Linked DNA regions of Homo sapiens: region 2 is linked to region 1. Evidence: read pairs that join two places in POLR2A ChIA-PET (ENCODE). Cell type or tissue: MCF 10A. All regions are shown on one strand. Each heading gives the region's core, and the rest is flanking DNA. Links, peaks and the distances in the headings are about the cores only.

Region 1 (15,776 bases), core at 3,856-11,855:
ATTTGCATAAGATGAAGATTTGAGGTTTCTGTATCTTGATGTGTTAGGCCTTCCAACCTTCTGCTGGTTTTTTGAACATGTGTGTTGCCCTTGGTGAGAACATGATCACTGTGCTTGTGCATAGATGCCTTTACTTTACCCTGTATTCACTTCCCATGACCTTTCTCTCCGCCTCTTTTCTCTGTGTCTCCATGCCAAATGAAAAACAATATTTTCCTTCATTGGAGGGAACAAGTAAGAGTCTTAGGATTTCCAAGGGAATCCTAGCATTGTAAAGGTTTTGAGGAAAGAGGCTGCAGGCCCGGCCAGAGGAAGAAAATCCACTTTGTTTGGAGTGGAGTTCTGCCGCACTCATGTCAGATGACTTTCACATTTTAAAGAGATTTCTTTATAACACTAAGACATTCTTTGTAAAAATTCAAGTGGACTTGACTAAGCTGAGGGTTCAGAAAATGGAATATGAGACATGGGCTTTTTGTGGAAAACAAAGATTGAGAGGGAACTTCCCCATAGTAAAAGCAAAATGGGAAGTGCAGGGTGAGACCCTTTTACACAGAGTGGTGGAGAGAAAATAGAATACTGGAAAGATTCGCCTAGATGCAGAGTGGCCTACAGAGAAACCGCAGCCCTGTTTTTATTTCTCTGGAGTCTCCAAATGGATTATTCAAGGAGCATCCTGTGTAAAGAATTGAGTCAAGGAAAATATTCATACAACCAGCCTGAGTCAATGAGGCAGTGAGAGGGTGGTACACACGCTGGTGATTATTTCATACCAGCAATGCTTATTTCACTGAGGATATTTGAACCTTCAAATCCTCTTCTCTAACAGCCATTTGTGACCCCAAGAGTTGTGTGGAACATTTTCTTTTAAAACACCCTCTCTACATTTCCCATATACTCAGTTTAGCTCTCAGAGAAGGAGCTAAATTATAAAGACAGTGAAGAGTCATCTGAAGTAGTTCTTGGATGTAAAGAAGAAGAGGGTGACTTCAGCAGGCTTTGTATCAAAATCAGGCTGAAGGCTTGTTATGGGTCTTTGTACCTCTTCTCTCTCCCTCCAGCTGCTGCCTGCCTCCTGCCTCTGTCCCTCAGGGCTTGCTGACTCTGCCTTAGTCCTGGGGCTGGCTATTCAGTGGGCTCCTCACTTCTGGCAGTGTAATAGCAACAGAATGTGATTCTTGGGGTACCCCTTGGGGAGCTGAAGGTGGCTGTATTGATGGATCTATTTTGGGACGCAGGAGAAAAGATGCACAGCCCCATCTTCATGCACAGCCTCATCTTCCAGGAGCCATGACTCAGAGGAAAAGGGTGCTTGGATTTTGTTATAGCCATTTGCTTTGTGGAAATTAATGTTTACCATTTTGTATAAAAGAGAGAATATGCATTAGGTCTTCCAACTGTTTATTTTTTAGCTTCCAACTGTATATGTTTATAGATTTTTAAACCAAGATGCTTTATATATATTTTTTTGTGGAAGTATGATAAGTTTTATGGTGCATGGTTGGTACTGTAAACTTGTTTTTCAACTCTATTTTAGATTAAGGGGGTACATATGCAGGTTTGTTTGATGTGCATATTGTGTGATGTTGCTGTTTTGGGTATGAGTGATCTTGTCACCCAGGTACTGAACATAGTACTCAACAGTTTTTCAACACTTGCTTCCCCTCCTTCCTACATCTACTAGTTCCCAGTGTCTATTGTTGCCATATTTATGTTCATGAGTACCCAACGTTTAGCTCCCACTTATATCTGAGAAAATTCAGTATTTGATTTTCTGTTTCTGAATAAATTTGTTTAGAATAATGGCCCCCAGCTGCTTCCATGTTGCAGCAAAAAAACCCATAATTTTATTCTTTTTATGGCTGCATAGTATTCTGCGGTGTATATGTGCCACATTTCTAAAATCCAGCCTACCACTCATAGGTTACTACGTTGATTTCATGTCTTTGCTATTGCACATAGTGCTGCAATAAACAAGTGAGTGCATGTGTCTTTTTGGTAGAATAATTTTTTAAAGATAAATACCCAGTAATGGGATTGCAGGGTAAAATTGTAGTTCTAAGTTCTTTGAGAAATCTCCAAACTGCTTTCCACAGTGGCTGAACTGATTTACATTCCTACCAGGAGTGTATAAGTTTTCTGTTTTTCCCACAGTTTCACCAACATATGTCTTTTGTTGACTTTTTAACAATATCCATTCTGACTGGTGTGAGATGATATCTCACTGTGGTTTTGATTTGCATTGCTCTGATGATTAGTGATGTGGAGCATATTTTCACATTTGTTGGTGCTTGTAAGTTCTCTTTGGATAAATATCTGTTCATGTTTTTGCACATTTTAAAATAGGTTTATTTGTTTTCTGCTTGTTTAATTGTTTATATTTCTTACAGATTCCAGAAATTAGACCTTCATCAGATCCATAGCTTGCAAATATTTTCTTTCATTCTATAGATTTTCTGTTTACTCTGTTGATAGTTTCTTTTGCTAAGCAGAAGCTTTTCAGTTTAATTAAGTCCCACTTGTTAATGTTTGTTTTTCCAGAAATTGCTTTTGGAGACTTAGCCAAAAATTCTTTCCCAAGGCTAATGTCAAGAAATATATTTCCTAGGTGGCATTGTAGCATTCTTATAGTTTGAGGTCTTAAATTTAAATCCTTAATTGATCCTGTGTTAATTTTTGTATACGGCCAAAGGTATAGGTCTGGTTTTACTCTTCTGCATATGAGTAGCTGGTTATCCCAGCACCATTTATTGAATAGAGAGTGCTTTCTCCATTGCTTATTTCGCCAGCTTAGTTAAAAATTAGATGGCTGTAGGTGTGCAGGTTTATTTCTGAGTGTTGTATTCTGTTCTATTGGTCTGTGTGTCTGTTTTTGTACCAGTACCATGCTATTTTGGTCACTATAGCCTTATAGTATATTGGAAGGTAGACAGAGTGATGTTTCTTGCTTTCAGGCAAAGTAGATCCTGAGTCCCAGCCAACTGCTTAGTAGCTTTGGGGCAGTTATATAAACCTCATCTGCAAGAAAAGGCATAATAAAATTGATTGCATAAATGACAAATTTTTTTTGGCCAGGCGCAGTGGCTCACACCTGTAATCCCAGCACTTTGGGAGGCCGAGGTGGGTGGATCACCTGAGGTCAGGAGTTCGAGACAAGCCTGGCCAACATGGGGAAACACATCTTTACTAAAAATAGAAAAAGTTAGCCAGGCATGGTGGTATGTGCCTGTAATCCCAGCTACTCCGGAGGCTGAAGCAGGAGAATTGCTTGAACCCAGAAGGCAGAGGTTGCAGTGAGCTCAGGTCATGCCATTGCACTCCAGCCTGGGTGACAAGAGCAAAACTGCATCTCAAAAATAAAAAAGACAAATATTTTAAAATTTCTTCTTGTATTCATGCCCTTGGCAGTGGCTTTTATAGTCGTTCCCATCAAGAGACAGATTCTGCTTCCCAAACCTTGACTCTTTCTTGCCTTATTTGCACTGGCCAAAGCTGTGCACATGACAGTATGTCAGTTTGGTACCTAGGTTCAAACAGTTTTAAATGCTTCGTTTTGTTTTTCAGAACCCTTTCATCTCTATTAGAACAAGCCCATTTAACTTTCTGGAGGATAAAATAGCATGCTAAGAAAAGCCAAAGTGCCCCAGTTTACAGACAGCTCACTCCCAGAAGCAGAGCCACCTAATTCACCAGCAGCTGAACACTCATGCCTGAAGGAGCCAAACTGAGCCCAGAATAGCCTTGCTGAGCCCAGCCTAAATTTCCAACCACCTCAATCATGAGCTAGTATGTTTTGAGATTGTTTGTTATGCAGTTATAGCTTAGTAATATATATACCCATTAAATACAGGATGCCAGGACAGATTGATTACAAATAACCTGCAAACGCTCGGCACCCTGTAAGTATTGATTTTATTTTCCCTTTATTTAATAGATTTGTTGTAAGATGGTATTCAGTTATTCAGAAGTGAGGTAGGAGAATAGGGTGTAGAGGCAGGGAACTTAAGGCCAATTTGTGCTGACTTCCTAAAAGAAAAAACACCAAGATCTGGGGGCAGGGAACCTAAGACCAGTTAAGGCCAACTTCCAACAGCTAAACCGAAAGAAAAAGAACCCGTCCCCCCACACCAGAGTGGCAAAGGATCAAAGGCTACTCTCCCTACAACCCACCCCGTTCCACCACTCCTCAGACGGAAAGGGAGAGTGCCTTGGAGTGGCCACAGGCTAAGCACACGCCATCCCTTCATCTGCATAGGATGTCAATTCCTGTCAGTTTTTAATTAGCCACAGACCAAATCCTTCATCCAGATAAGGGGCAGCCAATAGGGACCCCAAAAGCTGTACTTAAAACCCAGAAAACTTTGTAACCAGGTCCTTGAGCCATTTGCTCGAGCCCACGCCCACCCTGTGGAGTGCCTTCTCACTTTAATAAATTTCTACTTTTGCTGCTTCTTCCGGTGTTTTGTTCCTCTGTTACTTTCTGCGTTTTGTTCAATTCTTTGTTCAAAATGCCAAGGATCTGGACAACTCACACTTACGGCCTTCCTTCTGGAACAGAAGTGCAGGTAGATGTGGATGCAAGTGATCGGTGCTTAAACTCACAGCATGCCCCACGCCACAGGAGAAAAACACACAGTTACAGCCTGACAATTAGGTCCAAAGATAAATAAGAAACAAGAAGTTTGCCTTTAATCCATTCCCTCTACATCTAAACTTTGGAGGTCAAGGCTGCGAAGATATCTGAAGACATTGTGTTCTCTCCTACTGGAGCCCCATCATTCTTTGTTTATTGTCTGATATTTAAAAGGAAAACAAACCTCTGAGAGAGGAAGCAGTCAGAGGCTGGTTAGGCAGATAGAGAGGGAGGGTTTTGGGACAGAAAAAACACCCACAGGACCGCACCAGCACTGCCCCTGTAGCTAGCAGGAAGAAATGTGGTTAACAACTTCCTTATGCCAGGATGTTGCTCAGAAGGGATTTTTTCAACTTAGGTGCAGGCGCAATAAATCAACCTAAATGTCCTAAACTTGACCCAGCTTATTAGAATATCGTACACACGACATTAGCATTGTTGTTTTAGCACACCCCTTCCCCCATTTCTCCAAGTTTTTGCTTAGGCACTCATGGGTAATAACTAAGATGGAGTCACTGTGGCCCACCCCAGGCATGCACAGATGCAATACCCTTAGTGGGGAACTTACCCCTCCCATTTAGGCAGAACCCCAGAAGACTTCCTTTTTCTTGCCCCATAAAAGACCCAGAACTCGGATGCATGAAGTGGCTCACGCCTGTAATCCCAACACTTTGGGAGGCAGAGGCAGGTGGATGACTTGAGGTCAGGAATTCAAGACCAGCCTGGCCAACAACATGGTGAAACCCCATCTCTACAAAAATACAAAAAATTAGCTGGGCATGATGGTGGGTGCCTGTAATCCCAGCTACTCAGGAGGCTGAGGCAGGAGAATCACTTGAACCAGGGAGACAGAGGTTCCAGTGAGCTGAGATCAAACCACTGCACTCCAGCCTGGGCAACAGAGCAATACTCTGTCTCAAAAAAAAAAAAAAAAGAAAAAAGAAATTAGGCCCATTTCAGGCAACCTGCTTTCAGGTCCCCTTTTGCTGCTGAGAGCTTTCCTTTTGCTTAATAAATCCTACTCTGCCAAACTCACTCTCTGGTATTGCCATGCTTCATTCTTCTTGGTCGTGGATGAGAGGCTAGACCTGGCTGAACTGAGGAGACCACCACATCTCTACAAAACAGCAACTGGGAGACCGTGGTCTTCACGTGGACACTCTCAGCTTGCAGCCCCTGCTCTCTCTAGGGGTTCTGTCCCACCCACCCTTGATCCTGAGGAGAAAAGTTGGTAGAGAGGCTGTTCCCTCACTTCCAGCAGAAAAGACGTGTTCAGGCCCTCAATTCCCTGAGGTCAGAACCCTCATGTCTGCACTCAATGTGGCAGCCACCTGCCATATGTAGCTACTGGGTACCTGGAATGTGGATGGTTTGAAGTAAAATGTGCTGCAAACAAAAAATGCACAGTGAGTTTAGAATAATTATACCAGAAATATACTTTACTTCTTTTTTTTTTTTTTTTTTTGAGACGGAGTCTTGCTCTGTCGCTCAGGTTGGAGTGCAGTGGTGCAATCTCGGCTCACTGCAAGCTCTGCCTCTCGGGTTCACGCCATTCTCCTGCCTCAGCCTCCTGAGTAGCTGGGACTACAGGTACCCGCCACCACGCCTGGGTAATTTTTTTGTATTTTTAATAGAGACGGGCTTTCACCATGTTAGCCAGGATGGTCTCGATCTCCTGACCTCGTGATCCACCCACCTCAGCCTCCCAAAGTGCTGGGATTACAGGCGTGAGCCACAGCGCCTGGCAAAATATAGGTATTCCTAATTATGTGTCTGGAGTTGGTTCCTTCCGGTGGGTTTGTGGTCTTGCTGACCAAGAATGAAGCCACGGACCTTTGTGGTGAGTGTTACAGCTTTTAAAGATAGCACGAACCCAAAGAGTGAGCAGTAGCAAGGTTTATTTTGAAGAGGGAAATAACAAAGCTTCCACAGCATCGAAGGGGACCCCAGTTGGTTGCCACTGCTGGCTGGGGTGGTCAGCTTTTATTCCACCTCCCATTTCCCCTTAATTGTGCCCTCCCGTGTTCCGTTTTTGTCCTATCACAGTGCCCTTTTTTCAATCCTCCCTGCAATTGGCTACTTTTAGGATCCTGCTGATTGGTGCATTTTACAGAGTGCTGATTGGTGCATTTTACAATCCCCTTGCTAGCTACAGAGCACTGATTGGTGCGTTTTTACAGAGTGCTGATTGGTACATTTTACAATCCTCTTGTAAGACAGGAAAGTTCTCCAAGTCCCCAGTTTACCCAGGAAGTCCAGCTGGCTTCACCTCTCAATTATATATTGATCACATATTAAAACAATAATATTTTGGATATAGTAGGCTAAAATTATCACAAACAATCTCACTTGTTTTTATTATTTTCGATGTGGCTAATAAAAAATTGAAAATTCACTAATAGCTAACATTTTATTTTTTAGAGGATTACTTCCTTCTTAAAATCTCATGTGTCCTACTCAAAAGACCAGAGGCCAGAAAGGTTATAAAACATTAAAATAATTGTCATTATATTGTTTCCGTTTGTGAACAAGTTTGTGTATGCACGCGTGCATGTGTACGTGTGTGTGCATGTGCGTGCATGCATGCGTGTGTGTATAATTTATATTATAAATGGACCTAACCTTACATACCACAAGGTTAAAAAAATGACCACTGGGCTGTACCAAGCCAAGCACAGAGATAACACCCCAGCCTGGGCCGGGCGTGGTGGCTCACGCCTTTAATCCCAGCATTTTGGGAGACATAGGCGAACAGATACCCTGAGGTCAGGAGTTCAAGACCAGCCTGGCCAACATGGTGAAACCCTGTCTCTGCTAAAAATACAGAAATTGGCCGGGTGTGGTGGTGGGCACCTGTAATCCCAGCTACTTGGGAGGCTGAGGAGAATCGCTTAAACCCGGGAGGCAGAGGTTGCAGAGAGCCGAGTTCGCGCCACTGCACTCCAGCCTGGGCGAGAAGAGCCAGACTCAAAAAACAAACACAAAAAACCTGCCTCAAAGTACCAGGAGGCCAGAGCCTGTCACTCTCGCCTCATTCAGTGCTGTGTATGGTTGCAACTTCTGTCACTCAAGGCCTGAGGCGGGAGACTTACAGCTCTATCCAATTAGAGCGCTGGATTGACAACTGCCGAATGAGGCGCGCAGCAGAGAGGAGGGTGCGGCATCCGGGATCTGGCGCGGCTTTTGCTTGTAGCTCCAGCCAGAGCTCGGTTAGGGCCTCATCGCTCTGCTCCCGCTCCTTAGGGAAGCCTCGGTGATTCTGCCACAGCCTCAGCCTCTGTGGCTCTGTGACCTGCCGGTATTGGATGATTCGTATCTAAGACTCTGGGACACTCCTGAAGTCGGGAAATGGTGAGTGTGCAGGGCAGGGCGTCCCAAGGCTGTGGAGGCCTCATCGGAACCGGCGGGAAATGGCGGCGGTGGGAGGAGTCTGTGAATGGAGTTCCCGCTCAGCCCTCTGTCCTCAGTCCCCTCCGGTGAGGGACCCGCGCTCTTGTCAGTCCCCGTACAGCGGCTCTGGCCCAGCCTGCAGCCCTCCTTGTGCAGCTCTGCGCCGGTAGCCCTGCACTTTCCCCGGGCTGTGGAGTGAGTAGGAGCTCATCCGGAAGACACCGCGGCGGCCTGCGCGGTGCCGGCGTGGGAGGAGCTGTGGTCCGGAATCCCGTCCCTACTTTACCCTGTTCAGAATGAGATTGAGGCCCCATCAAAACATGGAGTTCATGTGAGCAAACAGGACTTATTAATGGGAAAGCTCTGCCGTGGCTCGTGGTTTGGGGACTGCCAGCGGGTCTTGAAGGAAAGGCTTTTGTGAGGTGTGTGAGGAAGCGAAGCAAATCACCTGCCTGCGCCAACTTTGCCGCCAGTCCCCTTGCCCTGTGCGCCTCCTCCGCGTGGCTGTTCCTGAATACGCTGGTGTCTGTTCGCATCTTTTAGAATACGCTGGTGTCGGTGCGCACAGCGCTTCTCTTAGTTCTGTGAGTAGTTCTGCCACATTATTGAACTTGAGGAGGGTGTGGGCGTCCCTGGTTTGTAGGCAGGGGTTCAGAAATGAAGACGGGTGTCCAGAGGCAGGGACTGGCGTCTGCAGGAGAGCAGCTGCGGGAAGAGTGCTGAGCTTGTGGGGTCAGCGCTGACTCTGGGTGGTGTCGTTAGTGAGTTGCTGGACACCCCGTTGGGGTTGGAGCATTGACTGGTGTTGAGGAAACTCCGCAAGTTTTCTGTCAGAAGAAAGACATGGCCGAGTCTGGGTTGGAGGAAGTCACCTGGTGTCCGCAGGAGGCGCGGCCGGGTTCTGCACAGGCGCTGTCCCGCTGGGCACTGTCCTCTTCCTCCAGGCCTCCTCCCGGGGAGAAAGGGGACTGGGAACTTAGAGGAAAGCAGTTCTAAGAAACATCCCTTCCCCGCATCCTGCTGCCAGCCCCCACCCAATGCTAACCCACTCCTGAGCACGCCCACTGGGCATTCGCACGGCCACACCTGGCCTAAGACAGGGTTCTACCCTCAGGAATTGTGCCCATGGCAGTTTTGCTCCTACAGTTTTCTGCCAAAAGCACACGCAGTGCCCAGAAGACTCCTGGCTCATCTCAACCCCAGATCTGTTTAGCAGGAGCCCGTTTCCTTCTCCAACCCAGGCTTCTGGACCATCTGATCTTAATCTCCTATGCCTTTATGGACTCAGGAATCAGTCAGTGCGTAGCCCTGCCTGGGCCTGTACCTGTAGCACAAACCAGTCCTTTCATCAGTTGTGCCCTGCCCCCACCCCATGGCTCTTGATAGCTCCTTGCTGTCTTGTGCTTTTTCCTTCCCCACAAATCCTCTTTTCTGTGCATACAGTGTGCCCAAGTTCATCCCTTACGTGCCTACAAGAATTCAGACGTTAGGGAATTCAAGACCATGCCTTAGACCTGGCTGTTGTAGGAGCAAATACAAATTAGAAGAGGCTTAATGATTTCTCTTTAGAGTGAGGGAAGAATTTTTGCTCTTCTCCCTTTTCTTAAAGCATTTAGGTGGAAAATTTTTATAATTATTTTCACCAGTTTTTGAAATATATGTAAATCATTTTTATCAGTTAAATAGGTCATTTGTCTTTTTTGACTCAGACTTGTCTTTATCTAGGACTTGGGAACTATTGCTTTGAAATGTGAATAGCAAGAATATATCCCACAGTTTCTGTAGGAGGGTGGGAGGCTGCCTTCAGCAGGTACCTGGCTCCACATTGTGGGTCTACGTCCTGTCATGAAGATGTGGGAAGTTTATTTTTCTTTTGAATATTACCAATTAGAAAACCCAGATTACCTCCCAAATTACTAGGTGAAATAATAAACTGTGTAAATGGTGCTTTCAAGTCTTCTACTTAAGAACTAATGGTGACTTTTTTTCTGTGTTTGCAGTCTCTTAGTAGATTGCCTGTGATGCACATCACATTTTGGTTTAATTATATAACAAAACATTTTCTTGCTGTTCTATTATGGTGGAAAATTTTTTTAGGATTGGAGATAATTTTTCTCTTTTTTTTTTTTTTTAAGACGGAGTCTTCGCTGTGTCGCCAGGCTGGAGTGCAGTAGTGCGATCTCGGCTCACCGCATTCTCCACCTCCCAGGTTCAAGCGATTCACCTGCTCAGCCTCCTGAGTAGTTGGGATTACAGGCGCGCCACCACACTCAGCTAATTTTTTTGTATTTTTAGTAGAGACGGGGTTTCGCCATGTTGGCCAGGATGGTCTCCATCTTCTGACCTCATGATCCACCGGCCTTGGCCTCCCAAAGTGCTGGGATTATAGGCGTGAGCCACCGTGCCTGGCTGAAAATTTTTCTTTTAGTCATATTTTCCATGCACTGTTTAGAAGTACTGGACGTTATATACAAAGTGCCCACCAGGCTTCACTTGAGAGAAAAACCTTTCTTCTCAGGATTCCAGCCACAACCCACAATTGTATGACAAAGTGCAGCAAGGTGCTCCCCAAATCTGCAAACAAAATAGTCTCTCTATTTGGGATCTACAGTCCCTTCTAGAGCAGTTAGACTAGATTTCTACAAAAATCACTTCAGGACAGCAATCAGTTATTTCACCTCCTTCAGTGCTCCTGTCATCTTCAGATCTGACACGGATTCAGAGATCACGGGGCCCATAAACCCAACCAGGATCATACATGTGCATTGATTAAACTTGAGAACTTCAATTCTCTCCCTCCTCCCTTTGCCCAAATGCCCGCAAATGTGCATAGCTCACCAGCCCTCCAAGACCTAAATGTGCAGTTCCAAATTCTGAATTTATTTTCTGGGATTTGAGAGAAGAAAAGAACTTTTATTTGAGAAATACATGTTCTTTTAATGATCAGACCCAGAGACTGGTTAAAATGAGACCACAGTGATGTACTGTTCCCGTCTTTGAACTATTTGTCTTTTGAAATTGCTTGCTATTGGCACAAGTGGCTATAAATTAACCTAATAATGCCACACTGGACACTATAATCCACACCCAATAGCTTAACAATGTATATAACCAATCACTAACCAATGTTACTTCTGTAAATAAGAATTCCTGACAACTTTCTATCCTGCCTTCCTTTTTGCCTTTACAAATATACTTGTAATTGGAGTGTATATTCAGGTAGCTTTATACTCCAGGATTGCAGTCTTCAAGCTTTGGCCCCAGAAAACTCTCTACTTATATTATGTTTATCCCAGTATTTCCTTTTAGGTCAAAATATTCTTAAGAATGTGTTGAAGGAGCCTCCATGAGGTGATCTCTCCTCTGGTTTTACTCTGCTTACTCTAACCCCTAAGAATGTAGAGGCACATTGATCCCACCTAGAATCTGCATACAAAAGTTGGCCTCTGCCTGGGATTCCCAACACTGGACCAGACTTTGGGTTGAAGACATACGAAAAACTCACAGAAGACATTTTCTGCATCATGAGAGGTCAATGTAGACATCTTAAGCCCCATTTTTAGAGTGGGGCCCTTTGAGTTTTCCAGATCTTGTTCAGTGACCTGCTACAGCTGTGTGAGAGGCTTCTGATGGGAACAGAATCCTGTGGCAGAATCTTTAAGTGTAAACAAGCATCTTAGCAGTGGGAGGTAAGGCCACAAAATATCCAGAGCCTTAATGACAACCATAATCACAAGTGTACCTTCCTCCTCTATACTGTGTTATGGGAGTAGAGTACTTTTGTCCTTCTTCTTACCTCAGAGTTAGCTGATCAGGGACAGGGGATATCACATCTGGAGCCAAGATGTGCAGGACCACCAGGACAGCGCCATTTTCTGTTTGCACCACACAAAGTCAGCCTGAGTGTCTCCTCCGTGGATCACTATGAGGGCATCATTACTCAGCATCTTTGAGTAATGAGACATTTGAGGATGTCATGTGCAGACTGGGGTCAGTCTGACAAGGTCTAATTCTGCTCCCATTTCAGAGGAAGATAAGTGACTCATGCAGGGTTTGTTCCTCCCCTCACAGAAAGAATCTCCTTGGTTTGTACCCAGATAAGAATTGCTCCAGTTTTCTGGTTCTTTGGTGAAAAATGAGGAATCTGGAGACTCAAACTGATCAATAAGCTAATTGCTTCTATTTCATATGATCATTAGAAAAAGACATAAAGCAGTCATGGTCCCTACCATCAAGGAACTTGCAGTCTAGAGCACATGAATAAATGATTGAATTCAGCATCGTGTGTTCAGTACAAAGACAGAAACTGTATGGAGACTTAAGCTTAATTTGTGTTACTTCCCTTTTATTGTTTTGTGAGTTTTAATGCCACCATCTGATCAGCTGTTCATTGACAGAAGAGAAATTGTTGTTATTATTTGTGTTGTTTTTACCTTGCTAAGAATAAATAATTAGCTTCTAATATAATTGGTCTAGAAAAACATAAGGGTTTTGGTTAAATTCCTTGTTATTGTGTGTTATAATGTTATAAAATAGGGAATTAGCTAAAATAGATTAAGATACAGAAACTCTGGGAATCAAATTTCTCTTGGGCAGGCTTAGAAAAGACAAAACTGAAAATACTTACGGGCATAGAGAGCAGATGCCTAGGGCCCACCTTCTGTCCCAGTTCTGCCCAGATCCACCCTCTGCTGAACCTTGTCCAGGTCTTACCCCACACTGAAATCTCTCACAGAACTGCTTAGAGGAGATCAGAGTTTGGGGTGGCTACCCCTACTGCCTCTCCAGAGCTGGTGCTCACAATTTCCTGATACCCAAAAGCAGATAAATGAGGAAAAGCAATATACTTTTGTGCCTTAAATTCTTTTTTATAAAATTAAAGTCAGTGTTTCTAGAGACATCCTATCCAGCAACCTGTTCCCCATCTCTGCAGTTTCAGTGGTTTTTTTCACAAGTCTCATAATAACTACAAACACAAAAATAAAAAATTCCTCTGAATTGCACTTAGCACTTCCTTTCTGTATCTGTCCCGTCTCTCTATATTGAGCTATTATTCTACGCATTTAAAAAAAAAAACAATGATAAGAAAACAGAAGAACAAATAGAAATGCTGGGGCCCTGCATTTAAATCCTGGGAAGCATGGGACTACTTTTCAGGATGTTATAGTATTAACACACATAATGTGAACTTCCCAGCACACTGCTCTATGGCATACTTCTGAGCACATAGTACATGCTCTATAAAGATTGCATTGATGCATATACACGTTTTTCAAATGCAGACTTACTCAGACTTGCCACCATCTTCCGCCTCTGTAAACATTAAAGGGCTTGCAGAGAATGCCGTATTTCAAGATGATGATTGGTGGTCTTGTCTTCGGATGTAAAGTATTTGTGTCGTGATAAGGGTGTTGCAGTGAGGGACTCATGCTGTGACTGCTTTTTCTAGCTGAGTGGTATAATGGGTCTAGGGGGAGGAGTGTCAGCAATAAGAAGACTTGCAATAACAGGAGACTTGCAATAAGAAGCTAATTCATGGACCCTTTTCAAACCTGCAGAATTTTGTTACTTACAGTGAGGCTTTGAATACCAAATAATTTATATGCATTTTGAACCTTAGAGGCAATGCTTGGCTGAGTGACTCTTAGCCCAGTCTTGCAGTAGAATTACATGGACAGTCTGAAGAGAAACCATAACGTGTGCCCTCCCCACAGATCCTGTCTGTTTTTCTGGGTGGAAAAATTCCTGTTTTTGGTTAGGCGCGGTGGCTCACGCCTGTAATCCCAGCACTTTGGGAAGCCGAGGCAGGCGGATCACGAGGTCAGAAGATGGAGACCATCCTGGCCAACATCGTGAAACCCTGTCTCTAATAAACAAAAATTAGCCAGGCATGGTGGCGGGTGCCTGTAATCCCAGCTATTCGGGAGGCTGAGGCAGGAGAATCACTTGAGCCTGGGAGGTGAAGTTTGCAGTGAGCTGAGACCGTACCACTGCACTCCAGCCTGGGCAACAGAGCGGGACTCCGTATTAAAAAAAAAAAAAGAATTCTGTCACTTGATAAATGTGTATTTTCAGGAACTCTTAACATTCAAGGATGTGGCCATAGAATTCTCTCCAGAAGAGTGGAAATGTCTGGACACTTCCCAGCAGAATTTATATAGAGATGTGATGTTGGAGAACTACAGAAACCTGGTCTCCCTGGGTAAGGATAACTTTAATATGTAATTCCTAATACTTTTTCAGAATTTCATTTTCTTCCTTTGTAGAATGTCTCTTGAGAGCTTCTGCTTTGCATGAATTAATTTCAGTTCCTTCACGAAAAAGTTGGGAGTTTGGTGGTATAAAAAATAAAATCTTTAGGATGTTTCATCTTTACATAAACCTTCTTTTGAGCTAATTTGTTTCCTTCGCTCTAGGCTAGTGGTAATTCTAGAAATTAATGATATAAAATAATTGTCTTTCACATCTTAACATGCAATTTGCACTACTTATTTTTGATTCAGTAGTACTCGGTAGTGGAACTTAAAGCCCACAGATTTAAAATACTTAAATATTCTACAGATTCTGTCGGAAAACAATTTTTGGATTAATTTTCTAGAATCTTCCCTAATTTCTCTATTCTACTTAGCATAGTACTAGGTTGGTAATTGGAGTATCCCCAGCAATAGTCATGTTAATTTTTTTTTTAATAAAACAGGTGTTAGTATCTCTAACCCAGACCTGGTCACCAGTCTGGAGCAAAGAAAAGAGCCCTACAATTTGAAGATACATGAAACAGCAGCCAGACCCCCAGGTAGGTGAGAGTGAATGGAGGAGAGGACACAGACAAGGAGGCCAAAAGTCAAGAAGGAAGCCAGGCCTTCAAATGTTGTTTGAGAGGCTGAGCACCGTGGCTCACGCCTGTAATCCCAGCACTTTGGGAGGCCGAGGTGGGTGGATCACCTGAGATCAGGAGTTCAAGACCAGCCTAGCCAACATAGTGAAACCCCGTCTCTACTAAAAATACAAAAATTAGCCGGGTGTGGTGGCGGGCGCCTGTAATCCCAGCTACTTGGGAGGCTGAGGCAGAGAGAATTGCTTAAAAACACAGGAGGCGGCCGAGGCGGGTGGATCATGAGGTCAGGAGATCGAGACCATCCTATCTAACATGGTGAAACTCCATCTCTACTAAAAATACAAAAAATTAGCCGGGTGTGGTGGCGGGCGCCTGTAGTCCCAGCTACTCAGGAGGCTGAGGCAGGAGAATGGCGTGAACCCAGGAGTCGGAGCTTGCAGTGAGCCGAGATCGTGCCACTGCACTCCAGCCTGAGCGACAGAGCGAGACTCCGTCTCAAAAAAAAAAAAAACCCAGGAGGCAGAGGTTGCGGTCGGCTGAGATCGTGCCACTGCACTCCAGCCTGGGCGACAGAGCGAGATTCAGTCTCAAAAAAAAAAAAAAAAACCCAGGAGGCAGAGGTTGTGATTGCGCCACTGCACTCCCTCCTGGGCAATATAGAGCTAGACTCTGTCTCAAATAAATAAATAAATGTAGTTTGGGAAGCTCTGTGACAAAGAAAATAATTTCTGAAAAGGCTGCATTTTTTCTCTTAGGGTCATCTTCTCTCCCATGCTCTTAAATCTAAGAATTCTGTTTTTCCTTTAGTGATCTCCCTTCAAGTTTACAGGGAGTGCCAGTGTCCACTTTATCACTTACAAAGGGCTACATGATCTGACTGCTGTTCATTGCTTTTGGGGACCTGGGAACATTTGTATT
Region 2 (15,776 bases), core at 5,245-13,244, 180 kb after region 1:
AAAAGATTTAACTCAGCTCTCATGAAAGTATCTGGAATGCCTCACGCTTGACCTTGGCCTCGCTGTAATATGCGAGGAACTTAATTTAAAAATCAGAAATGTTTCCACCCAGAACAACAGACAGGATCTGTGGGGAGGGCACAGGTGATGATTTCTCTTCAAATTGTCCGTGTGATCCTACTGCAACACTGGGCTGAGAGTCACTTAGCTAAGCGCTGCCTCTCAAGCTTCAATGCGCATAAAAATTATTTTATATTCTCGGCCTCACTGTAACAAAATTTTGCAGGTTTGAAAAGAGTTCATGAATTAGCTTCTTATAGCAAGTCTTCTGTTAATGCTGATGTTCCTCCACCTAGACACATTATATTACCACTCGGCTAGAGAAAGCAGGCACAGCATAGAGTCCCTTACCCCAACACCCTTATCACAACACAAATACTTTTCATCCCAAGACAAGACCACAAATCATCATCCTGAAGCACAGCATTCTCTGGAGGCCGTTTAAAGTTTACAGAGGCTGGAGATGGTGTCAATGTCTGAGTAAGTCTGCATTTGAAAAACAACATGTGGTCCAGGGGTGGTGGCTCATGCCTGTAATCCCAGCACTTTGGAAGGCCGTGGTGGGGGGATCACAAGGTCAGGAGTTTGAGACCACCCTGGCCAATATGGTGAAACCCTGTCTCTACTAAAAATACAAAAATTAACCAGGCATAGTGGCGTGCGCCTGTAATCCCAGCTACTCAGGAGGCTGAGGCAGAAAAGTCACTTGAATCCGGGAGCTGGAGGTTGCAGTGAGCCAAGACCATGCCACTGCACTCCGCCTGGGCGACAGCGAGACTCCATCTCAAAAAAAAAAAAAACAACAAAAAACAACATGTGCGCCTGCATTAATGCGGTATTTATGGAGCATGTACTATGTGCTCAGGAGTATGTCACAGAGCACTGTGCTAAGACACTCACATTATGTGTAAATTCTTAGGACATCCTGGGAGGTGGGCACTAAGTGTCCAATACTTCCCAGGATTTAAATACAGGGCCCAGAATTACCATTTCCTTTCTATTTTCCTACAATTGATTTGTTTTTTAAAGGTATAGAATAACCGGTCAATATAAATAGATCACAAAGAAACAAAGGATGTATTAAATGCAATTCAGAGAAATTTATTTTTGTGTTGTATTTAAGATTTGTAAAAAAAAAAAAAAAAAAAAAAAAACTGCAGGGATGGAGAACAGGTTGCTGGATGAGATGTCTCTAGAAACACTGGTTTTAATTTTATAAAAAAGAATTTAAGGCACAAAAGTATATTGCTTTTCCCCATTTATCTGCTTTTGTGTTTCAGGAAATTGGGAGCACCAGCTTTGGAGAGGCAGTAGGAGTAGTCACTCCAAACTCTGATCTCCTCTAAGCAGTTCCGAGAGATTTCAGTGTGGGGTCAGACCTGGACAAGGTTCAGTAGAGGGTGGATCTGGGCAGGGTTAGGACAGAGAGTGGGCCCTAGACTTCTGTTCTCTATGCCGCTAAGTTTTTTCAGTTTTGTCTTTTCTAAGCCTCCCCAAGAGAAATTTGATTCCCAGATTTTATGAAATTTTAATCTATTTTAGCCACTTCTCTGTGTCTTTAATAACATACAACAAGGAATTTAACCAAATCCCTTATGTTTCTCTAGCACAATTATATTAGAAGCTAAATATTTATTCTTAGCAAGGTAAAGACAATACAACTTCTCTTCTGTCAATTAATAGTCATTCAGGTGGTGGCATCAAAACTCACAAAACAATAAAAGGGAAGTAACCCAAATGAAGCTTAAGTGTCCTGTACAATTTCCATCTTTGTACTGAACATATGATGCTGAATTCAACCATTTATTCATGTGCTCCAGACTGCAAGTTCCTTGAGGGTAGGGACCATGACTGCATCACCTCTTTTTCTAATGGACCATATGAAATAGAAGTAATTAGCTTATGGATTAGTTTGAGTCTCCGGATCTCACTTTTCACCAAAAAAAAAAACTAGAAACCTGGAGCAACTCTTATTTGGGTACAAACCAAGGAGATTCTTTGAGGGGAGAAACAAACCCTGAATAAGTCATTTATCTTCCTCTAAAATGGGAGCAGAATTAGACCTTGCTGTCAGACTGACCCCAGTCTGCACAGGACATCCGCAGATGTCTCAAATACAGGTGCTGGTTGAGTGTCCCCAGTGACCTTGGGCTGATATCCCCATAGTGATCCAGGCAGGAGAGATTCAGGCTCAATTAGTGGGATGCAAACAGAAAATGAAACAGCCCTGGTGAAGCTGCAGATCCTGGATCCAGACGTGATAGCCCCTGTCCCTGATCAGCTAACTCTGAGGCAAGGGGAAGGACAAAACTACTCTACTCCAGTAAGAGTTTACGGGGAGGCATTGTTGTGACTTTGGCTCTGAATATTTTGTGGCCCTGAACTCCCACTGCTAAGGTGCTTTTTTACACTTAACAGATTCTGCCACAGGATTCTTCTGTTCCCACCAGAAGCCTCCCACACAACTATATCAGGTCACTGGACAAGATCTGGAAAACTCAAAGAGCTCCACCTATGTTGACCTCTCATGATGTAGAAAATGTCTTCTATGAGTTTTCTGTTATGTCTTCAGCCCAAAGTCTGGTCCTGTCTTGTGAATCCTAGGCAGAAGTCAGTTTTTATGTGCATATTCTAGGTGGGATCAATGTGCCTCAGCATTCTTAGGGGTTACAGTAAGCAGAGTAAAACCAGAGGTAAGATTCTCTCATGGAGGCTCCTTCAACACATTCTAAAGAATATTTTGACCTAAAAGGAAAAACCTGGGGTAAACACAAGTAGAAAGTTTATTTGGGCCAAAACTTGAAGATGCAACACTGGAATATAAAGGTGCCCTGAATATACGCTCCAATTAGAAGCAGTTATGAGTATATATACACATATATACACATATGTGTATATATATATACACATATGTACACATATGTGTATATATATATACACATATATACACATATGTGTATATATATATATATACACATATGTGTATATATATATACACATATATACACATATGTGTGTATATATACACACATATACGTATATATGTGTATATATACATATATACACATATATATGTATATATATAGTTTTATATATATAATTTATATATAAATATATATTTATAAATTATTTATATATAAATAATATATTTGTATATATTTATATATTACATATGTAAATTATATATATAATTTTTATATACATAAATATATATACTTTTTTTTTTTTTTTTAAAGAGATGGAGTTTCCCTCTTGTTGCCCAGGCTGGAGTGCAATGGCACGATATCAGCTGACCGCAACCTCTGGCTCCTGGATTCCAATGATTCTCCAGCCTCAGCCTCCCAAGTAGCTGGGATTACAGGCATGCGCCACCATGCCGGCTAATTTTTTTTTTTTTTTTTTTTAAGTAGAGACGGGGTTTCACCATGTTGGCCAGTCTGGTCTCGAACTCCGGACCTCAGGTGATCCGCCTGCCTCGGCCTCCCAAAGTGCTAGGATTACAGGCGTGAGCCACCATGCCCAGCTGACGAGTATATTTTTAAAGGCAAAAAGGGAGGCAGAGAGGGAACTGATAGAAAGTTGTCAGAAATTCTTATTGGCTTATAGAAGTAAGTGGTTAGTGACTGGCTATATACATTAACATATAAGGTGTGGGTTATAGTGTCAAGTATGAAATTATTAGGTTAATTTATAGCCATTTGTGGCCAGGCATGGTGGCTCACGCCGGTAATCCCAGCACTTTGGGAGGCCGAGGCAGAGGGATCAAGAGGTCAGGAGATTGAGACCATCCTGGCTAACACGGTGAAACCCCGTCTCAGCTAAAAAATACAAAAAATTAGCCAGGCATGGTGGTGGGTGCCTGTAGTCCCAGCTACTCAGGAGGCTGAGACAGGAGAATCACTTGAACTCAGGGGGCAGAGGTTGTAGTGAGCAACCACTGCACTCCAGCCTGGGAGACAGAATGAGACTCTGTCTCAAAAAAAAAAAAAAAAAAAAGAAAAGAAAAGAAAAAATTATAGCCATTTGTGGCAATAGCACACAATTACAAAAGACAAATAGTTCAAAGAGGGGAACAGTACATGACTGTGGTCTCATTTTAACACATCACTGGGTCTGATCATTAAAATAACTTGTATTTCTCAGATAAAAGTTCTGTGCTTCTCTCAAATCCCAGGACATAAATTCAGAATTTGGAACTACATATTTAAGACTTGGAGGGCTGGTGAGCTATGCACATTTGTGGGCATTTGGGCAAAGGGAGAAGGGAGTTGAAGTTCTCAGGTTTACCCTAGAAGAAAACCTAAGCAATATCATTCAGGACATAGGCATGGGCAAGGACTTCACGTCTAAAACACCAAAAGCAATGGCAACAAAAGCCAAAATTGACAAATGGGATCTAATTAAACTAAAGAGCTTCTGCACAGCAAAAGAAACTACCATCAGAGTGAACAGGCAACCTACAGAATGGGAGAAAATTTTTGCAATCTACTCATCTGACAAAGAGCTAATATCCAGAATCTACAAAGAATTCAAACAAATTTACAAGAAAAAAACAACCCCATCAACAAGTGGGCGAAGGATATGAATAGACACTTCTCAAAAGAAGACATTTAGGTAGCCAAGAGACACGTGAAAAAATGCTCATCATCACTGGCCATCAGAGAAAATGCAAATCAAAACCACAATGAGATACCATCTCACACCAGTTAGAATGGCGATCATTAAAAAGTCAGGAAACGACAGGTGCTGGAGAGGATGTGGAGAAATAGGAACACTTTTACACTGTTGGTGGGACTGTAAACTAGTTCAACCATTGTGGAAGACAGTGTGGCGATTCCTCAGGGATCTAGAACTAGAAATACCATTTGACCCAGCCATCTCATTACTGGGTATATATCCAAAGGATTATATATCATGCTGCTATAAAGACACATGCACATGTATGTTTATTGTGGCACTATTCACAATAGCAAAGACTTGGAACCAACCAAAATGTCCAACAATGATAGACTAGATTAAGAAAACGTGGCACATATACACCATGGAATACTATGCAGCCATAAAAAATGATGAGTTCGTGTCCTTTGTAGGGACATGGATGAAGCTGGAAACCATCATTCTCAGCAAACTATCACAAGGACAAAAAACCAAACACCGCATGTTCTCATTCATAGGTGGGAGTTGAACAATGAGAACACGTGGACACAGGATGGGGAACATCACACACCAGAGCCTGTTGTGGGGTGGGAGGAGTGGGGAGGGACAGCATTAGGAGATATACCTAATATAAATGACGAGTTAATGGGTGCAGTACACCAACATGGCACATGTATACATATGTAACAAACCTGCACGTTGTGCACATGTACCCTAGAACTTAATGTATAATAAAAAATATATAGACAGATAGATATAAAAAAGAAGTTCTCAGGTTTAATCAATGCACATGTGTGATCCTGATTGGGATTATGGGCCCCATGATCACGGAATCAGTGTCAGATTTGAAGATGCCAGGCACACTGACGAAGGAGGAATAACTGATTGCAGTACTAAAAAGTTATTTTTGTAGAAATCCAGTATAACTGTTATAGAAGCGACTGTAGATAGAAGGAGAGACCATTCTGTTTCCAGATTTGGGGAGCACTTTGCTGCACTTTGTGCACCTTGCCACCAAATTATGGGTTGTGAGTGGAATCCTGAGAAAGGTTTTTCTCTAAAGTGAAGCCTAGAGGGCACTTGTGTATAATGTCTGGTGATTCTGGACAGTGTGAGGAAAAATATAACTAAAAGCAAAATCATCTCCAATCCTAAAAAACTCCACAATAATAGAGAAGTAAGAAAATGTTTTGTTACATAATTAAACCAAAATGTGATGTGCATCATAGGCAATCTACTAAGAGACTACAAACACAGAAACTCACCATAATTCTCAAGTAGAAGACATGACAGCACCATTTGTCATATACGGCTTATTGTAATTTCACCTAGTAATCTGAGAACTCATCTGGGTTTTCTAATTGGTAATATTTATAGAAAAAATAAACTTCCAACATCTTCATGACAGGAGGCAGATTTGCAACGTGAGGCTAGGTACCTGCTGAAGGCAGCCTATTAGTCGCCTACAGAAACTGTGGGATAGGATGCATGTTCTTGCTATTCACTTTTCAAAGCAATAGTTTTCAGGTCCTAGATAAAGACAAGTTTGACTCAAAAAAGACAAATGACTTATTTAACTGACAAAAATGACATATAAATTTTAAAGAAGCAGAGAAAATACTTAAATATAAAAGTTTTCGAGACAGGAGCAGTGGCTCACGCCTGTAATCCCAGCACTTTGGGAGGCCGAGGTGGACAAATTGTAACGCCCAACCTTGTTTCTACTAACCCTGTTTTTAGACTCTCCCTCTTCTTTTAATCACCTAGCCTTGTTTCCACCTGAGTTGACTCTCCCTTAGCTAAGAGCCAGACAGACTCCATCTTGGCTCTTTCACTGGCAGCCCCTTCCTCAAGGACTTAACTTGTGCAAGCTGACTCCCAGCACATCCAAGAATGCAATTAACTGATAAAATACTGTGGCGAGCAATATCCACAGTTCCCAGGAATTCGTCTGATTGATAACGCCCAAAAGCCCCGCGTCTATCACCTTGTAATAATCTTAAAGCCCCTGCACCTGGAACTGTTTACTTTCCTGTAACCATTTATCCTTTTAACTTTTTGCCTACTTTATTTCTGTAAAATTGTTTTAACTAGACCCCCCCTCCCCTTTCTAAACCAAAGTATAAAAGAAAATCTAGCCCCTTCTTCGGGCCGAGAGAACTTTGAGCGTTAGCCGTCTCTTGGCCGCTGGCTAAATAAACGGACTCTTAATTCATCTCAAAGTGTGGCGTTTTCTCTAACTTGCTCAGGTACAACATTAACACCTGAGGTAAGGAGTTCGAGACCAGCCTGGCCAACATGGTGAAACTCCCTCTCTACTAAAATTAGAAAAATTAGCTGGGCGTGGTGGCACAGGCCTGTAATCCAGCTACTCAGGAGGCTGAGGCAGGAGAATTGTTTGAACTCGGGAGGTGGAGGTTGCAGTGAGCCGATATCACGGCACTGCCCTCCAGCCTGGGCAACAGAGTGAGACTCCGGCTCAAGAAAACAAAACAAAAAATGTTTTCAAACTAAATGCTTTAAGAAAAGGGAGAAGAGCAAAAATTATTCCCTCATTCTAAAGAGAGACCATTAAGCCGCGTCTAATTTGGGTTTGCTCCTGCAACAGCCAGGTTTAAAGGCATGGTCTTGAAGTCACTAACGTCTGAATTCTCGCAGGCAAGTGAGGGATGGACTTGGGCACACTGTGTGCACAGGAAATAAGATTTGTGAGGAAGAAAAAAGCAGAAGAGAGAAAGGAGCTATCAAGAGTCATGGTGGGGACAGGGCAGGACTGACTAAATAAAAGACTAGTTTGTGCTACAAGTGCAGGTCTAGGCAGGGTTACCATCTGACTGATTCATGTGTCCATAAAGGCAGAGGAGATTAGGATCAGGTGGTCCAGAAGCCTGGGTGGGGGAAGGAAACAGGTTCCTGCTATAGATCCAGTGTCTGGGGTTGAAATGAGCCAGGAGTCTTCCTGGCACTGTGTGTGTTATTGGCAGAATACCCTAGGAGCAAAGCTGTCACGGGCACAATTCCTGAGGGTAGAACCCTGTCCTGGGAGGAGTGTGGCAATGCGAATGGCCAGTGAGCGTCCTCGGGAGTGGGTTAGCATTAAGTGGGGGCTGGCAGCAGGGTGCAGGGAAGGGATGTTTCTCAGAACTCCTTTCCTCTAAGTTCCCAGTCCCTTCTCTCCCCGGAAGGAGACCTGGAGGAAAAGGACAGTGCCCAGCGGGACAGCACATGTGCAGAACCCGGCCGCGCCTCCCGCAGACACCAGGCATCTTTCTCCAGCCCAGGCTCAGCCATGTCTTTCTTCTGACAGAAAACGTGCGGAGTTTGCTCAACATCAGTCAATGCTCCAACCCCAACGCGGTGTCCAGCAACTCACTAACGACACCACCCAGAGTCAGCGAAGACCCCACAAGCTCAGCGCTCTTCCCGCAGCTGCCCCCCCCCTGCAGACGGCAGTCCCTGCCTCTGGACACCCGTCTTCATTTCTGAACGCCTGCCTACAAACCAGGGGCGCCCACACCCTCCTCAAGTTCAATAATGTGGCAGAACTACTCACAGAACTCAGCGAAGCGCTGTGCGCGCCCACACCAGCGTATTCTAAAAGATGCCACTCAGGAACAGCCACGCGGAGGAGGCGCACAGGGCAAGGGGACTGGTGGGCAAGTTGGAGCGGGCGGGTGATTTGCTTCGCTTCCTCACACACCTCACAAAAGCTTTTCCTTCAAGACCCGCTGGCAGCCCCCAAACCACAAGCCATGCCCGGGGCTGTCCCATTAATTAGTCCCCATTTGCTCACATGAACTCTATGTTTTGATAGGGCCTCGATCTTATTCCGAACAGGGTAAAGTAGGGACTCGACGACCGGACCACAGCTCCTCCCAGGCGGGCACCTCGCACGCCACGCAGGCGTTTTCCCGATGAGCTCCTCCTCACCCCACAGCCCAGGGAAGGTGCGGGGCTGCGGGCGCAGAGCTGCACAAGTAGGGCTGCAGGCTGGGCCAAAGCCGCCTTGCGGGGACCGACATGAACCCGGGTCCCTCACCGGAAGGGACCAAGGACTGAGGGCTGAGCGGCGGCAGCGGAGACTCCGTTCGCAGACTCCGTCCCGCCGCCGCCATTTCCCGCCGGTTCGGATGAGGCCTCCCCAGCCTTGGGACGCCCTGCCCCCACACTCACCATTTCCCCACTTCAGGGGTGTAGCGGAGTCTCAGCTACGAATCATCCAATACCCGCAGGTCACAGAGCGACGGAGGCTGAGGCTGTGACCGAATCACCGACGCCTCCCTGAGGGGTGAAAGCACGGCCGTGGAGACCCTAACCGAGCTCACGCTGGCGCAAAAGGCAAAAGCCGCGCCAGATCCCGGATGCCGCCCCCTCCTCTCCGGCTGCGCGCCTGATTGGGCAGTTCTCAATCCAGCGCTCTGATTGGATAAGATACCAAGCTCCCCACGCTCAGAATTTGAGTGACAGAACTTGCCACCACACAGTGCACTTAATGAGGCAAGAGAGACAGACTCGTGCCTCCAGGTATTTTCAGTCAGGGCTTTCTGTGCTAGGCTTGGCTCTGTTGGGGGTTCATTTTTAACCTTCTGGTGTGTAAGGTTACGCCCATTTATAAATTGTGTACGTACGCGCGCGCACACACACAGACACACACTTGTTCACAAATGGAAACAATATAATGACAATTATTTTAATATTTTAGATTTCATAACCTCTCTGTCCTCTGGTCTTTTGAGTAGGATTTTAAGGGGGAAGCAATCCTTTAAAAAATAAAATGTTAGCTATTTGTGAATTTTCAATTTTTTATTAGCCACATCAAAAATAATAAAAAGAAACAAGTGAAATTGTTTATATTTTAACCTATTGTATCCAAAATATTGTTTCAATATGTGATCAATATATAATTAGAAATAAAGTATATTTCTGATTTAATTCGTCTAAACTCACTGTGTATTTTATGTTTGCAGCACATTTTACCTCAAACCAGCCACATTCCAGGTACTCAGTAGCTACATATGTCTGGTGGCTGCCACATCGAGTACAGCCATGAGGGCTCTGACCTCAAGAAAGTGAGGGCCTGAACACGTCTTTTCTACTGGAAGTAAGGGACCAGCCTCTCTACCAACTTTTCTCCTCAGGATGAAGGATGGGTAGGACAGTGCCCCTAGAGAGAGCAGGGGCTGCAAGCTGAGAGTGTCCACGTGAAGATCACTGTCTCCCCCTTGCTGTTTGGTACCAGTGTGGTGGTCTCCTCAGTTCAACCACGTCTGGGCTCTCTTCCCATGACCAGGAAGAATAAGACATACAGACACCAGAGAGTGAGTAAAGCAGAATAGGATTTATTAAGCATAGGGAAAGCTCTCAGCAGTAAGAGGGGACATGAAAGCAGGGTGCCAGAAATGGGGCTGAGTTTATATGGCAAGAACAAGGAAGTCTTCTGTGGGCTCTGCCCAAATGGGAGGGGTAAAGTTCCCCTATAACAGTGTTGCATCTGAGCATGCCTGGGATTGACCACAGTGACTCCGTCTTGGTTATTACCCATGAGTGCCCAAGCGAAACCCACAGCAGGTGGAAAGGGTGAAGCTAAAACCAAAATACTTATGTCATGTTAGGTAACATTATAAGGAGCTGGGTCAAGTTAATGACATTTAGGTTGATTTATTACACCTGGGCCTAAGTGGGGACAGTCCCTTCTGATCAACATCCTGGCATAAGAGGAAGTTCTTAACCACATTTCTTCCCACTAGCTACAAGGGTGGTGCATGTGCGGTCCCATGGGTGTTTTTCCTCTCCAGAGACCCTCCCTCCCTATCTTCCTAACTAGCTTCTGACTGCCTCCTCTCTCAGGGGTTCCTCTTCCTTTTAAATATCAGACAGTAAACAAGGAATGATGGGTCCACAGGAAGAGAGAGCACCATGTATTCAGATCTCTTCACAGCCTTGCCCTCCAGAGTTTAGATGTGGAGGGAATAGATTAAAGGCAAATTTCTTGTTTTGCTATTTATCTTTGGACCTGTCAGGCTGTAACTGTGTGTTTTTCTCCTGTGGTGTGGGGCACTGTGTGAGTTTAAGCACCAATCACATGCATCCACTTCTACCTGCACTTCTGTTCCCAGAAGGAAGGCCGTGAGTGTGAGTTGTCCAGGTCCTTGATATTTTGAACAAAGAATTGAACAAAATGCAAAATGGAACGAAACACATGAAGGAAACAGCAAAAGCAGGGGTTTATTAAAGCAAGAAAGCACTCCACGGGATGGGTGTGAGCCCCAGCAAGCAGCTCAAGGACCCGGTTACAAAGTTATCTGGGTTTTAAGTACTCCTTTTGAGGTCCCTATCAGCTACCCCTTATCTGGATGAAAGATTTGGTCCGTGGCTAATCAAAGGCTGAGGTGAATTGGTACCCCATGCAGATGAAGGCATGGCCTGTGCTTGGCCCACGGCCACTCCAAGTCACTCTCCTTTTCTATCAGAGAACTGGTGCAAAGGAGAGGGTTGTAGCAACAGTCACCTTTGATCCTTTGCTACTCAGGTGTAGATGAGGTTTTCCTTTTGGTTTAGATGTAGGAAGTTCACGTTAATTGGCCTTAGGTTCCCTGCTCCCAGACCTTGGTGTTTCTTCTTTAGGAATTCAGCACGAATTGGCCTTAAGTTCCCTGCCTCCAGACCCTATTCTCTTGCCTCACTTCTATATAAGTCAATACCATCTTACAACAAATTTAACTTTAAATAAAGGAAACACAATATCAATACTTACAGGGTGCCAAGCATTTGCAGGTTATTTGTAATCAATCTGTCCTGGAATCCTGGAATCCTGTCTTTAATGGGTGTATATATTACTAAGCTATAACTGCATAACAATCCTGAAACATACTAGCTCAGGGTTGAGCTGGTTAGAAATTTAGGCTGGGCTTAGCTGGGCCATTCTTCTGGGCTCAGTTTGGCTCCTTCAGGTGTGAGTGGTCAGATGCTGGTGAATTAGGTGGCTCTGCTTCTGGGAGTGAGCTGTCTGTAAACTGGCGCACTTTGGCTTTCCTCAGCATGCTATTTTATCCTCCAGAAAGTTAAAATGGGCTTGTTCTCATAGAGATGGAAGAATTCTGAAAAAGATAACAGAAGCATTTAAGACCTTTTGAACCTGGGCCCCAAACTGGCACACTGTCATATGCACAGCTTCGGCCTGTGCAAATAAGTCAAGAGAGATTCAAGTTTGGGAAACAGAATCTGTTTCTTGATAGGAACAACTATAAAAGCCATTTCCAAGAACATGAATACAATAAGAATTTTTTTAATTGCTGTTTTTGCGATCAATTTTATCATGACTTTTCTTGCAGATGTGGCTTATATAACTATCCCACAGCTACCAAGCAGCTGGCTTGGACTCAGGATTGATGCTTCCCTAACTCTGAAGCCCCTGCACCTCCATAGACCACACTACTCAGCCAGCTTTTCGTGTCCTTCACGGGGCTGAAGAGTGACACTTCTGAAATAGAAGCAAGATTTTTTTTTTTTTTAGAATCTCATCCCATCCACCCCTTACTCTTCACCATTGGAAATAATTCACTCCAGGGAATGGTTCTGAAGTCTCTTGGAAAAACTGGCAACAATTTGAGGAAATTGCTGAGCATTGGGTTTAGGAAATTAATGCCCAACGTTACATTTTTAATTTATCATAGGAGAAATTTGAAAACACCTATAATGCACTCAACATAGCTGCAAACTCTTTATTTTTTGTATTTGTAGACTATTTATGATTTTTAATATAGACTAAATCAAATTACTGTTCCTGAAACAACTTTTGCTCTGCAGGCAAGTGACATAGCAATAGGGCTGCTGATATTTTTTCCTGCTGCAATTTAGCCAACCAGCAGAGTATGCTTTGAAGGGCCAAGATGTTTTCTAAGACCCCACATTTAGGAGCAGCTATAGGGCAAATACCTAGAGCACACATAGAAATCACACATAACCAATTCATTCCTTGCCCTGAATCAATGCTTCTCACCCTTGGATGCACATTAGCCTGTTGTGCATGTAGGTGGTGGTATTTAAAGTTCCCAAACCCAAATTGCAAGGGAATAATTAAGCCAGAATCCCTAGCTTAAGACCCAGGCAAAAGCCAGTGTGATTTAAAGCTCTCCAGGTGATTACAATATGCAACCATACTCCCAAATGTCTGCTGTAAACCAACATCTTTCAGAGAACCAGTTGAAAATATTTCTCAAATTAATGTAAAAAGTGTTTGCTGTTGAGTTGTGGCCTTTCAGTCTTACTCATATTACCCACATTCTTTCCTTTGCAAAACTGACCTCTGCTACTTGTTTTGTTCCTGATTCAAACCAGTTCCACACACACTGAGTGCACACTGTGTGCAGCCCACTGTGCTAGGTGAATATTGTTGTGGAGGAAGGACTTTGCTGTAAGAAATTTACATTCCCCAAAACTAAAACCATGCTACTTACTCAATTGAAATAAAAAATGAAAGACTGAGGGGGACTCCCAAGGGTCAAGACATGTATGCATACCTTGGAATATTAGTATCCATCTCATGATGACTGAATGTAAATGCTCCACTATTTTTTTTTTTTTGATATGCAGTCTCACTCTGTTGCCCAGGTTGGAGTGCAGTGGACCGCGCCTGGCCAATGCCCCACTTTCAAACAAAACAATACGAAACATTGCTATTATTCTGAAATATTAAGTTAGTATTAAATATGTAATATTTACATTTTTATTGATGTATAACATACATACAGAAATGCATCCACAATGAAATATTAATGTAATGCTCAATAATTTATAACAAAGCTAATACATTCGTGTAACTATAGAATGGAACTACCCTTGTTTTTCCCCACAAACCACTTCTTCTTTTCCTTCCCCCCAAATCTAACCACAATCTTGAGCTAATGTTATAGATGGTTGTCTTTTTAGAAAAGTCTTTTATTAGAGAATATTTTAAACTTATACACAGTAACCAATATAGTATAATAGGCTGATGCTCAGCCTCAACATCTACTAATTTTGTCTCATTTATGTTTAATTTCTTCTTCACTTTTTTTTCTTTTTTTTTTTTTCAGACAGAGTCTTGCTCTTGTCGCCCTGGCTGGAGTGCTGTGGCGCGATCTGGGCTCACTGCAAGCTCCACCTCCCGGGTTCACTCCATTCTCCTGCCTCAGCCTCCCAGGTAGCTGGGACTACAGGTGCCCACCACCACACCTGGCTAATTTTTTGTATTTTTAGTAGAGATGGGGTTTCACCATGTTAGCCAGGATGGTCTCGATCTCCTGACCTCATGATCCACCTGCCTTGGCCTCCCAAAGTGCTAGGATTACAGGTGTGAGCCACCACACCCAGCCTCCCATCTCCACTTTATTATTGTTTTTAGTTATTTTCTGTAAGATAAGATGTATATGCATTGAAACATACAGTCTTTACTGTACCTTTTTGACAAATCAATACATCCATATAACCTTTTCTCTTTCAATCATAGAATTACTGCCACTTAACAATTATTAATATGCATGTGAATTACCTGGAAATATTTGAAATCCAGATTTTGATACAATATATCTGGGTTTTGCCTGAAAATGTGTATTTCTAACAAAGTACAGATTCATAGAGCACATGATAACTACAAGGTCTATTTTGTCTAAAGTGTATAAAACTTGATGAATAAAATTAAGAAAAATTGACCTCAGAGGAACAAATCAAAATGCATGTGCAATATGCTATCTGTAGGAGCATTTCATCAACAATGACTCACAGTCATGTGTGACCTTTACTGAATTGCCCAAAATTCAGTCATTTATACCAAGTGCACTTAAATTTCATAATTTCCTATTAAAATTATATTTAATGCCTTTACAAAATCTAACAGTTTTCTTATAAAATTAAGTAACAATATTTGATATGACATTATAAGTTCCATTTATATTAAACTTAAACTTACATAATTTTATTAGACTGTGTCTATGCATCTACCACTGGATATCCTTTTGGCTTCCAGCATTTGCACAGGCACCACAGCTGAGAAGCACAGGACAGATTCACTAGACACAGGATGTTCCCTGCATCTTTATCTCTAAAGTTCATCAGTTAGCCAAGTCAGGTGAGAATTGAGGTCATGTATTCGCTACCATATAGTGTCTCATGGACCCTCTCTTTAGAGGGAAAAGAGACTAGAAGATTCTTTTAGGGAGCAGTTCCTGGGACAAGGGCTAAGCTGCCTAAGGAGTGAGCATTCTGTCCAGCAGGTACAGACTTCTCAGAAGAGAAAGACGAGGCAGCCATTCTGAACCTGGAGCTCCATTGCCCCTTGTCCCATCTCATTAAGACAATTCTGAGGGGTTGTTCTGGAACATGTCTGGATGATGGCAGTTAAAAGACAGTATGAGCTTTGATGGGACTTGGGTAAGGTCTGTCATTGGAAGGTAGGAGGCCAATGCTCAGCCTCTCAGTTTGTGTTCTTGAGGACAAAGGGTTGCCATTTTAGGCCCTAGTCCATTTTCACTAAAGAGTAGGCTAGAGAGTCTGCATGGCTCCCAGATTCCATTTATGATTATTTCAGGGGGTGGGGTCAGGAAGGGTCTAAGTCTCAACATCTTTGGGAAATTCTGGAAAGCCTGTTTTGGAAACCCGGAAAGAACTCTTGCCTGGTGCCTGAATGCTTGATTTGCTGTTCTGCATTTATATATTCTTCGCAGCCAGATAGCCAGGTTTGCATTCACACCGACAGAGCTGTGAGTCACAGGTTGAAGTGGCCAGAATGAGTGTCTTGGTGGCAGGCTAGGGTACATTATGATAGCAAACTTCAAGACTGTTTACATGCAGCTTGGCAATCAGGGTTGAGTCCTAGCCCAGGTGCTTAGATGCAGCATGGGGCCAATCAATAAATCACGTCCAATCCTTCAGCTGTCTATGAGGTAAAAGGGAGCCCAGTTCATGTCTTGACTGGGGGGCTCTACCAGGTGTTTAGATGACACCCTGGATTTCTTGACTTCTGACTTACTTATAAGAACAGATTCAGGACAGTTGTATTCTTGGATGTGTGAACTGTCATTACC

What was found. Peaks named below come from ENCODE experiments on the same cell type or tissue, not always from the same donor. Only the 100,000 strongest peaks of a DNase experiment are listed, where the experiment ranks them.
Region 2: POLR2A ChIA-PET joins it to region 1 with 6 read pairs; 2 of 35 experiments call an interaction of 5 or more read pairs at or near these places.

The regions. Positions count from the first base shown.
Region 1 is chr4:116,690-132,465 of GRCh38, forward strand. ZNF718 (zinc finger protein 718) reads left to right here and starts at 7,812. Exons shown (of 4, transcript NM_001039127.6): 1 at 7,812-7,984; 2 at 14,099-14,225; 3 at 14,721-14,816. The coding sequence starts at 7,982. LOC124900641 reads right to left here and starts at 8,902. Exons shown (of 1, transcript XM_047416469.1): 1 at 6,515-8,902. The coding sequence starts at 8,559. The coding sequence ends at 8,083. RefSeq lists enhancers at 7,797-8,236, 8,527-8,726, 8,987-9,046. In MCF 10A, for the core only: no CTCF peak of the experiment used is centred there; a DNase peak (open chromatin) is centred at 7,732.
Region 2 is chr4:296,419-312,194 of GRCh38, forward strand. It overlaps ZNF732 (zinc finger protein 732), which reads right to left and starts at 9,056. Exons shown (of 4, transcript NM_001137608.3): 1 at 8,890-9,056. The coding sequence starts at 8,892. LOC105374336 (a long non-coding RNA gene) reads right to left here and starts at 13,372. Exons shown (of 2, transcript XR_925020.3): 1 at 13,236-13,372; 2 at 10,917-11,813. In MCF 10A, for the core only: no CTCF peak of the experiment used is centred there; a DNase peak (open chromatin) is centred at 9,163.